Linked DNA regions of Homo sapiens: region 2 is linked to region 1. Evidence: chromatin loops called from intact Hi-C (ENCODE). Cell type or tissue: sigmoid colon. All regions are shown on one strand. Each heading gives the region's core, and the rest is flanking DNA. Links, peaks and the distances in the headings are about the cores only.

Evidence for each region. Peaks named below come from ENCODE experiments on the same cell type or tissue, not always from the same donor. Only the 100,000 strongest peaks of a DNase experiment are listed, where the experiment ranks them.
Region 2: it touches region 1 in a loop (6-fold over the local background); 1 of 110 quality-filtered maps calls a loop at or near these places.

What each region holds. Positions count from the first base shown.
Region 1 is chr2:207,262,155-207,267,531 of GRCh38, forward strand. All of the region lies in intron 1 of LINC01802 (long intergenic non-protein coding RNA 1802), which reads left to right. Among named protein-coding and RNA genes, the nearest start is that of LINC01802, 4.4 kb to the left of the region's middle. In sigmoid colon, for the core only: no CTCF peak of the experiment used is centred there; a DNase peak (open chromatin) is centred at 2,357.
Region 2 is chr2:207,823,870-207,829,246 of GRCh38, forward strand. It overlaps PLEKHM3 (pleckstrin homology domain containing M3), which reads right to left. Exons shown (of 8, transcript NM_001080475.3): 8 at 1-4,627. The coding sequence ends at 4,450. Among named protein-coding and RNA genes, the nearest start is that of FZD5, 57 kb to the left of the region's middle. In sigmoid colon, for the core only: no CTCF peak of the experiment used is centred there; DNase peaks (open chromatin) are centred at 902, 1,342 and 2,292; H3K4me3 peaks cover 997 bases; H3K27ac peaks cover 661 bases.

The sequences.
Region 1 (5,377 bases), core at 243-5,242:
GTTAATCAGGCATTCCATCCACCTGTTCTTGTTGACATATTTAAGCTTCTGGTTCAAATGTCACCTGAAGCCAGATACCTCTAAACTTTTCATTTATATGAAATAACTTCCCTTTATTGTTTGAGCTAGTTTGAGCTCGGTACCCTCTGCTTGCACGTAAAAAGTCCCTGACGTGGCCCAGTGTGGTGGCTCATGCTTGTAATTTAAGCACTTTGGGAGGCTGAGGTGGGTGGATCACCTGAGGTCAGGAGTTCAAGAACAGCCTGGCCAACAAGGTGAAACCCCATTTCTACTAAAAATACAAAATTAGCTGAGCATGGTGGTGCACACCTGTAATCCCAGCTACTTGGGAGGCTGAGGCAGGAGAATCACTTGAACCCTGGAGGCAGAGGTTACGTTGAGCCAAGATAGTGCCATTGCACTCCAGCCTGGGCAAAAAGAGTGAAACTCCGTCTCAAAAAGTCCCTGATGCAGGCTCCTTGTTTAATTATGTTATTGTAGAAAGGGCTCTGGGAAGGAAGACAGAACATGGTCACTCCAGGCCCTACTCTGGCATGAACCGGGCCTGTGTCCTTTGTCAAAGCTCTGTATCTCTCTGGGCTTCAGTTTCTTCATCTTAATGTGATGAGTTGTTCAAGCCAGTTGTTAGTGATCCTTCTAGCATTGGCATTCTGACTCACAACACCCCTGTATATTGAGACTCTAGTGAGTTTGGCCATGCACCTCATGATCTGCCTCAGTCTGACTCCACGCCGTGGCCTATGAATACCAGGTAGACTGCCACCACCAAAGACACTGAGGAATTAAATGTGGTACCAGATTTGAACACATGTAGACATGAATGGACAGTAGCATGCACATAGGTTGGATAGTTAGAGTGTTTTCTTTTCTTTTTTTAGGGCAGAGAGGACATTGGCAAGCATGAGAAAGGCATGGGCTGGGGTCAATATGTCTAAAATGTCACTTTTAGACATATTGATCTGGGCTGAATAAAAGATAACCAAAAAAGAAGGATCCAACTCACTGTGGGAGATTTCACACTTAAAGGGAGGTTCTCAAACTTGAATTAGCATCATAATAGCCAGGTAATTTTGAGATGGGTAAGGATAAACAGAGAGCCAGAAATAGAGAGAAAAACCTACCTGGAGATGTTCAGCTGGAGGCAGTGACACAGCTGTGAGAGCTGAAACTGGGGACCAAATTATATCCCTGGGGATGTGGGGAGGAAGAAGATTGGAGCCTTAGGGACTTGAATGTCAGAGACAACCACGTTTTGTAAGGAAGAGAAAAGGAAAAGGAAAGGCCATTAGAAGGTAAAGGAGGAGGTCAGGCATGGTGGCTCACGCCTGTAATCCCAGCTTTTAGGGAGGCAGAGGCGGGAGGATAGCTTAAGCCCAGGAGTTCAAGACCTGCCTGGACAATATAGTGAGACCCCCATTCTCTATGAAAAGGAAAAAAAAAAAAAAAGACAGAAGGTAAAGGAGGAAAGAGAAGGGAAGTAAGTTTTGCAGTTACTGCTCACACATGGAAACCCATGAGTGTGAGTGTTAGGAAAGCCAGGGAGGAAAAGAACAGTGTAGAAGAGGCATCCTTGGGCTGATATCATGGAGCAATTTTCCCATTGTCCAAGGAATGGGCAGAAGAGAGGTAAGAAAGCCAAGCTCAGGTCAGGGCAGCAGCACCCAGTCTGTGGCACTCCCAGGATGGACGGGTCCTTCCTGGATGGGTCTTTCACATTATAGACTGTAGTAGTTACTTTTGATGCCCTGCATGGTGCCACTTCCCTCAAGTCAGATCCACACTGCCAACACCTATCCCAAGCTTGCTACTAAAGTTCTCTGTTTTGCCGCCTCAGGGCTTCTCTGAAGCTCTGGGAGCTTCACACAGGGAAAACGCAGACAGCCAGAGAAGTTAAGTCAATTTCCTCCTGTCTCCAACCACTGAGAGTCAATGGATCGACACTCCACCCCCACTCTGTATGCCTACGGCAGAGATCTCCATGCACCTGTGTGTTAGTTTTTCCTCCTCCCCTGCCTCAGTTTCCCATGCCCTCACTTTTGCTTCCTAGGGTCACCTCCCAAATAAAACACCTGCATTCAGTTCTTGACTGAGGCTGTGTTTTCAGAAGAACCTAGACCAAGAGAGAGATGAGCTAGCCTCAGTGGTGGCAAACCAAGAAATGGTGGCAGAAGCATGAGTGCACATTCCCTTTAAAGCCCCAGAACACTAAGTAAATGGAAAAGATCTCTGCAATGACCAAAGACTGAGCTGTATCCAGTGGGGCAGACAGAGATGCTACTCTGGATAGGATCCAAAGGCCCTCAGCTGTAAATTTCCCTTGGCAGGGTGAACATGCAGTGCTAGTTCCAAGGACTCCGTGTTGAAAACACGAACAGGCATAAGCTCCATCCACATGATTGCAGAATCACACTCCTCCTTTAGAGGGTTACCTTCCCCAGTTCAGAGGCTGCAGTCTGGGAGCCTGGGGTAATATGAAACCCAAAAAGTTATTTTGTTTTACTGTTCAACACATCCCCACAATGTTTTAAAAGCCAAAGTAGGCCGGGTGCGGTGGCTCACGCCTGTAATTCCAGCACTTTGGGAGGCCAAGGCTGGCGGATCACGAGGTCAGGAGATCGAGACCATCCTGGCTAACACGGTGAAACCCCATCTCTACTAAAAATACAAAAAATTAGCAGGGCGTGGTGGCAGGCGCCTGTAGTCCCAGCTACTCAGGAGGCTGAGGCAGGAGAATGGCATGAACCCAGGAGGTGGAGCTTGCAGTAAGCCGAGATCGCGCCACTGCACTCCAGCCTGGGTGACAGAGCGAGACTCTGTCTCAAAAAAAAAAAGCCAAAGTAACTTAGTGGGTATGATGTTTAATTGTAGTAGAAGGAGCCTAGCACGAAGCTTATACTAAGCCTCTTCAACTATTCATGCTGTTGGCTGGCACCTGTAGCCATCTGAGTCAGCAACTCCGACTCCAGCATATTTAGGAGAAAGGACTTTCGTTTCAATCTACTCTTCCATTGGTTCCTGCAGCCATGTCCTCCACATTGCCTAGCTCCTAATTTCCTATCTCTGTTCGACCTTTAATTTCTCTGATGGTTTTGCTGCTGATCACGTCCTTGGACCTGCAACAACCATTTAATATACTGTTGTTTCTACTCTTTGGGGAAGAGTGGTCCTGGGAGGGTTGAGCCAACTCTCCTCATTTTTCCATTCCAGCTTGGATTCTGACCCCTTGCATAGTTTCCTACTCCCTAGGGATGTTTCTAGGTAACTGACTCTACCCAAGCCTCGAGAAGATCATAAGGGAATTTCCAAAGCCAGAAAAGGAAAACAAAAGTCAAGGCCTGATATCTCTGTTCCCCAAGAACATCAGCACTACCATATCATGGAGAGCCCATGGCTGGTCCTCTCTCTTGTCTGTGGCCCGCCATGTTGCTCAGGCTCTATTCCTCCTCAAAGCCTTTTCTCTTCTACCATCTCTCTCTCCTCAGAGTGCTACTTTTCAGACTCCAGTGTTGGCTGACAATGGAGAGGTCCTTCTGTTCCCTTTTGAAAACTAACTATCAGCTATCTTTTCACATAGGATTCTCCTATGCTAGGCTGCGTTTTACATTTTCCCTAAGTATTTAAGAAATTAGTTGCTTTACTACTTTAATCAAGCCATTTTAACCTTCATTCAGCCAACTTACTCCTTGTAGAGGAGACCTGGATCCTACCTTTACATATCCACTGACTTATCTACAGCTTCTTCTTAAAGAAAATAGAGTGAAGTGATATCATTTCACTTTACCCCTAACCTGGACCTGATGCGTTGCCGCTATTTCAATTACTCATCACGATGACGAACACATCCTTTACCATCTGTAAAAGCTGTCAAGGCTTAAGATTCAAGGGGAATAAAGTAAACCCTGTGGCCCAACAAGGATGTTTTGCGTTCTCCCCTCAGTGCTCTCTCAAAGCTGGGGATTTGGTATCTGCCTTAAAGGCAGAATGGTCTGAGGCCAGACATCTGCACATATGTTTCCTTCCTGTTTTTGTTCCTTTAATCTAGCGCAATGATTTTCAAATTTCACTGTGAATGAAAATTAGAACACAGGGATATATGTTTTAAGGGTGATGTAAGGGCTTTTCAAGGGTAATTCTGAGTTTATATGATGTTCACGTTAGGTGTTGATTATAGAACCTAAAAATACCACTCCTAAGATGTGACTCTTCTGTTTGGAAAACTTCCTTCAGTGTGAATTCTGCCAACAAACTAGAATTTCTAAGTGGCCACGAAATTTCAAATAGCACTTTTTTCTCTTTGGAAAGAGAACTCAGCCCTCAGGCCTAGAGGGGATGCTGAAAGCCACCCCTGACCCCCAAGTCACCACTTAGCAGCTTCTCTGCAGTGCAGTGCAGGGAGAGCAATAGAGAACAGGAGCTCGGCATTCTCACTGGTCAGCCGGTGACCTGGGGCTGCAAAACCCAATACCCATCCATTTCAGCTTCGCATTTCAAAGTGAAGATCTCCTTGGGCCCATCGTATGCTCCTGAATTTCCCAGCTTTTTTTCAAGCCCTATTTTATCTGTCGCTGCTTATACCTCTCCTCAGGTTCATGGTAAGTGGTCTGCTTCTGTCAATGACTTTTTCATCTATGTCAGGGAAAGGCCCATTAGACAAATCCAATGGGACAAGTTCAGAGAGTTTGTCAGTTCCCGTCACTTTCAGGTCTGGCTGTGCAGTGGAGCACAGACTCAAAACAGACTTGTCAAGATAGGCAGCTTCTTGTGGAAGAAGTTTATCTCAATGGAGAGAAACACACGATGGGTAAAAACAGCAAAACACCAGCACGTCAGCCTGGTGAGCTGAAAAGAGCTGCCGGTGAATAAATTAAATCAGACTCTCACTCCCCAAAGTGGGAGTGGGGAGACAATGGTATATATCCAAGAGCATTTGGGGGTGCTCAGTGAGAGCCTGATATCAACGAGGAAGCTAAATTTCTTGTCAATAATTATTTTTTCTATTTTCAGCTTGTCAATAATCAATAATTATTGATAAGAGAAGTGAAAGATAATACTTTATATTTTATTTCACTGAGACAGTAAAGAACCTCTACATCTTCCCATTGCCAAACTGAGCAAGCTCCCAACGTACCCACAGCCTCACATAGTTACCCTCCCCTCTTACTACAGAAAGTAAACCCTCCCCACTGCAGTCCAAGGCAAGCCCTTCTCTCATCCAGTGGAACCTCTTCCTCCACTGCCTTGTCAAGCACTCACTCCTAGAGTTGTCCTCTGCCTTCTATGTTATTAATTTCCCTCCACTTGGCCATTCCCTTCAGCTTACAAGCATGTTGTAACAAAAAAATAAAAAAATAAAAAA
Region 2 (5,377 bases), core at 217-5,216, 560 kb after region 1:
TAAGGAAAGACCCTTGAGTCAGAGATTTTTGAATCCAATGAAATTAGAATCGTCTACCAATAAGGAGACTACTGGGTGCTAGACTTAACTGTCGAAACACCGTTCCACATGACAGAAATCAACACTTGTCTGTTTACATTAACCGAGCAGAGCTTAGTCACCCATCACTGGATTCGACCTCGAGCAGACAGCTCTACCTGACTCAGGGTCGGAAGAGTGATACAAGGTGTGCAACATATGAAGCTCCTAATGCCCATCACTAACAAGTGACACGGAGGCAGGGGAAACAGAGAGTGCCGCTACCGATTCAGGTCACGCAAAGGAGGGAGGCTCTTTCAAGGTCTTGCTCCAACTTCACGTTTTCACATTATTTCAGAGTAAGAAAAGAAGTGGTGCAGACAACTCAAGAAATAAAATGGGCAAAAATTATACACATCTCTATTTACTAGGAGAAGTAAAAAAATAAAACAACCCCTGTGTTGAAACCAGGCAGTATTGGAATCAGGAGGTGAAGATCTGTTTCATAATCTAGTGATTTCAAGAGAGTGTGTCAGATCAACGGAGATGAATAATTGTGCACAAATACACGAGCAACAGCATTGGCTTGACTCTAAAGGAGGACCAGAATGTGTCTCTACTTCCACTGCTAACGCCCCTCTGCAGAAAATGTTCAGTGTGCGTGGCATCGTGCTAGTCCCACCTGGATATACTAATTTATGGACGGCCTTTTCTAGCCAATGGGTAGAGAACAAACTCCCAGGTTTGGAAGCCAAGCCTCTCTGAGGAGGCACAGAAAAGAACTATCCGATGTCCACGTTCAGTGTGTACACACAACACACAGAGACAAAAACAGAGGCCAGGCTCCGTCAGAGGACACACTCTAGCTGAGCAAAGGCTGCATTCGGCAACTAGGGTGGTGTAAACACCTCGGATCTCACTGCAGCCGGAAGGAAGTCACGGCATAGTCCCTTTTCAGGAGTCTGAGGGATACCACTTGTGTTGCAAACCACAGATCCCAAGTATTAGACGTATTCCCTTCTTGGTGGAGGCCTACTCTAGAAGAATCAAAAACCGATGACCCTCTCAGCGAATCCGATGTTAAAGCTCCTAACTAGGTGACCCTTTAGCACTACAGACGTAAAAATGACTCTAATGCACTCCCTAGAAAAGGCAGTGAAGCAAAGGGGGCTGCTGAGAGTTTACATGGTTTTCATATAAAGAGGCTTTTAACTTTGGAAAAAGCGGGCCTGGAAAGAACACTACCCCCATTCCAGTTGACGGCTTTTTAAGTACTTTGTGGCCTTCCTGCCGCGGTGCAAAATGAGGTCTATTTTAGGAACTGGCTTCTTTACTGCGGGGTTAGATGCCAACATTTCACCAGGGTTGGACGATCTCACACATGAGTTTCTGGCACTTTTAGGAGGGATTTCCTCAAGTGATACACTAGGGAATGAGCCTTTCAGCAAAAAGCGGTTCCCCGGAGTCAGTTGCCAGCTCCAGGAGATTAATTGGCCATTTTTTCATATGTTTTATGTGCAAGATATTTAATATGGGATGAAAAATGGAACACGAGGAAAAGCAGGTATTAGTTTGGTCTGAAAGAGGTGGTAATCCACAGATTTGCTTTTGTTTCGACAGTTTCTAAGCAGTGGAACAATTACCTAACAGTGCACCAAGTAATTTGTTAAAGTTGAAAACAGTAAGGGCGTTCATGTGCGCCAAGGTATTCTGGGCTGAAAACAGCAATTTTGAATTTTCATGGCAGACCCAACTCCTAAGCTGGCTCCACTCTGTCCTATCAGATTTTGGTGGTGGTGGCAGAGAATGTCATAGGCCTGTGGCTGGCACCGACCAAGCTGTCAGGGTGGTACGAAAAGGAGAGGAAACAGGAGTGCTGGACATGGACCCAGCTCTGGGTAGCTGATGGTGATAACACATCGATTTTTTGTTTCCCTTTTGAAAATAAGCAGAAAATGATGTGGGTGGAAAGTCCTCCTTAGGAGTTCACAGGGACTGCTCGTATTTAGCAGGGCCCTCTAAATGGGGACTGGTGAAAACAAAGATGTTTTGAACGGGGATCCAGAATTTCGCCCTTGACTCTCGGCAGGTATGACCCTGGGTGCCTGTGAGCTAGGAGAGGAAATTCTGTATGCAGGGCAAACATGTTACAAGGGGAGGAGATGGCACTGCACTTCAGGTCTCCAAATGCAGTGTGCTAGGAATGGCCTCGCTGACAGTTGGAATCACGGATACATTAATTACAGCGAAGGCAAAAGTAAGCTACAGTGACAGGGAGCTGGGGGCGGAGGGAGAAGGCACTTTGCCATGGGAGCACATCTGTTTTATAATAAGCAGGTCTATAATTCTCTTGTGAAAGATCATGTTCTGCTATCTTCTCTGAGGCTGGAAAATATAAATACTGTATTTTACCAAGAGGAGGAGGAAAGGAGATGATCAAATTTGTTTGCCTGTTGCCAAGTGTTTGAGATTTTCCACCCTTTTTCTTTTGTGTGCAACATTCTCTTTAACTAGAGTGGGGGAAAAGTCAACCTGCTTTTCTAAGGGTAAAAGGCACCGTCAGGCGTCTCATGAATAGGGCCCTGGCCTTTTAACAAGTTTTCAAGCCTTGGTTGCGGCTACTGTATAGTCAGAAAATAAATGCATGTATGGTGTTGAGCTATTAAGGTGAAATGTGTGGCCTGGGGCCAAAGGAACTGGTGTGGGTTGAGAGGTAAAATGCTTACATCTAACTGCACAAAAGTCAGTCTGAAATGTCACATCTCTAGATGGATGGAAGTATCATGAGTTGGGGTCTTGGGGAAGCGGCGTGTGGGGGAAAGGAGCAATGGGGTTGAATGTACCAAGTATGTTGTGAGCCACTGATCCTAATAGCAGCAAAACTACTAAACCATGAAGACATAGAAGGCATCTGCTCAGCGCGAAAGCTACAGAATCTTCTCATAAAGTCTACTGAGAACTGTTCCATTATAAACATATTTTTCTTGCTCTAGGGAGAGTTAAGGGGAAGGAATGGGAGCTGTCAGGGTCCCAGGGCTGTCCTACCTGCCGTTTTGGTCACAGTGACTGCCACGTGCTCTTCCAAGGGCACTGCAGCTGGAGAACACTACCTGCCAAATAGCAAAGCAGATCTCTTTCTTACTCCTATTATTTATTTTAGCACTCTTTGTTTTACTTCAAGGTGGCAATTATATATGTGTGTGTATATATATATATTTATTTAAATAATATTAGATCTAATTCATTAATTATACTTGTAAGTTTGTATTTTCTTAATAGTCCAAAGTTGGTATTTTGAAGTTCCACATTACTCTGATTTTTTAAACAAAAAAATGAGAAAGCAAGAATGGTCACATTGACAAAGGTCGAAATGAAAGTGCAGGAAGAACAACGAGAAATAAAGCACTTAAAATGAATAGGTAGGAACTGCCTCCACAGGATTCTGAGAAAAGAAACTAAAACGACCCTCTTTGGGAATATACTTACTAGATAGCCTTATCTACCAGTCTACACGACGATGTCTTTAACAACCACCCCAGGACATTTCCTCCGGCCAGCATCATGAAAAAAATCATAAATATCAACCATGGGCACCCGTTGAAAACTGTTAAGAAAGCCATGTGTACAGCCTGGAAAACACGGTGGAGCGTCACATCATTAGGTGGGTGATGGGATTAGTACCGAAAAACAGACCGACAACACGCAGTTATTGGTCGCAGAGGTTTCTTCTCTTCTCAGGAAAAAAACTTCTGAGATTAACTTCAAAACCAGAACCAGCCCTCCTCATAAATGAGGGGTGTATGCTTTCTGTCAGAGGGGGCTTGGCTCCTGTTTCCAGCCATCGGCTCTGCTTACGTGATTCCCCGCCTCCACAGGAGGAACTGAGGCGGGAGCGCCACGGACACCAGGTCCTGGAAGGACCCAGCAGTCTCTTGTGTTTTGAAGGTTTTCTTATGAAACAGATGATGATGGGTGCCTGCCTCAGTTACCTCAGCCTCTGTGAAGGCTAAAAATAAATAACACAAAAATAACCTAAAGCACTGTTTTGTGCAGGAAATGCTTCCTTTTGTGTCTTGGGTAATAAAATGTACCGAGAGACAGAGAGAAAAAAAAAGTCTGAACTATAAAGCATTGTGTATACCACGTTTTGTCTGGGAGCAAGCAGCTGAAATTCTTGGCTAAGTGTAATCCAGCTATTGGTAGTTTCTCGAGCCACAGAGGTTCTGTGGATCGTCTGGACAATGATGTACACAGAGCATACGTACAGGACGTATAGGTATTTGCGTATATATAAATAAATATATATATCTATATCTAGTTGAAGAGGATACATACTCTTCTTCCAAAGGGGTCTAACTGGCTAGTTAGGAGGCCGCTCTGGGGCTGATGGATTGTTGATTGGTGAATCCCTGGCCTTCGGGTCGGCTGGAGTCAGGTGTTCTGGTAGGACAGCTCGAACATGGTGCAAGCCTCCTCTAGACTCTCGTCCATGTTCAGTCTCTGCCAGAAAGACTTCTGCTTCTTCTGCAGCTCTCGGCGAACACACCTCGGGCAGGGGACAGACTTTTCTTTGCATTCAGAATGGAAAACGGCTCCACAGCTTTCACACCTGCAAAAGTCAACCATGGATATGATGAGCAAGACTGAAGCCAGCAAGACACAAATGGGAAGCCCTGTGGCCTCAGGTGCAGCTGGTGGCACAATCTACTGTTCTGGACAACCCTGCCAATGGGAAGGGAGATGACTCACTGAAATGAACTGTTTGTTTTTCCAAAATGCTCAAGGTTGAATTTCACTTGAAAAACATTTTTGCTTTTCTGATCTGAACTAGGGCTTATGAGTGGGGGGGAGTCCGCAGTCACCCAGCAATTCTGGTTATAGTGACAATGGACAGAACACCAGAAGCTCTCCATTGAGAAGGGAATTGGCAGTGACTCTAGAGTGAAATGACAGAAAATGAGAGGGGAGTGCCTCGTGAAAACGCTCGGCACACCAGTGACAGCCACAGCGTTACATCCATGGCGAGGCAGCTTTCTACATCAGTTAACACGAGCTAAGTGGTTCTCTGTTAACTAGCTGCCTTTATTTGACAGTTTGAAAAGATAAAATGACACATTTTCATTTTCTGAATGACATCCTGTGGTCTATGAAATCTTGTGAGTTTTTTAAAAATTAGGAAAAAACTCCTACCTTTGTAAGTCTACCTTTATAACATGAGCGTGAACATTAAAGCAGGAGACAGTGGGGAAGAAAACATTTTTCAAACAATATGACAGATATTGTAATATGTAGAGAGCAAACATTCCAGGTGGATGACTCATTTGTTGTTTGGCTTGGTGGAAGCCTGCACGGGAGTCTA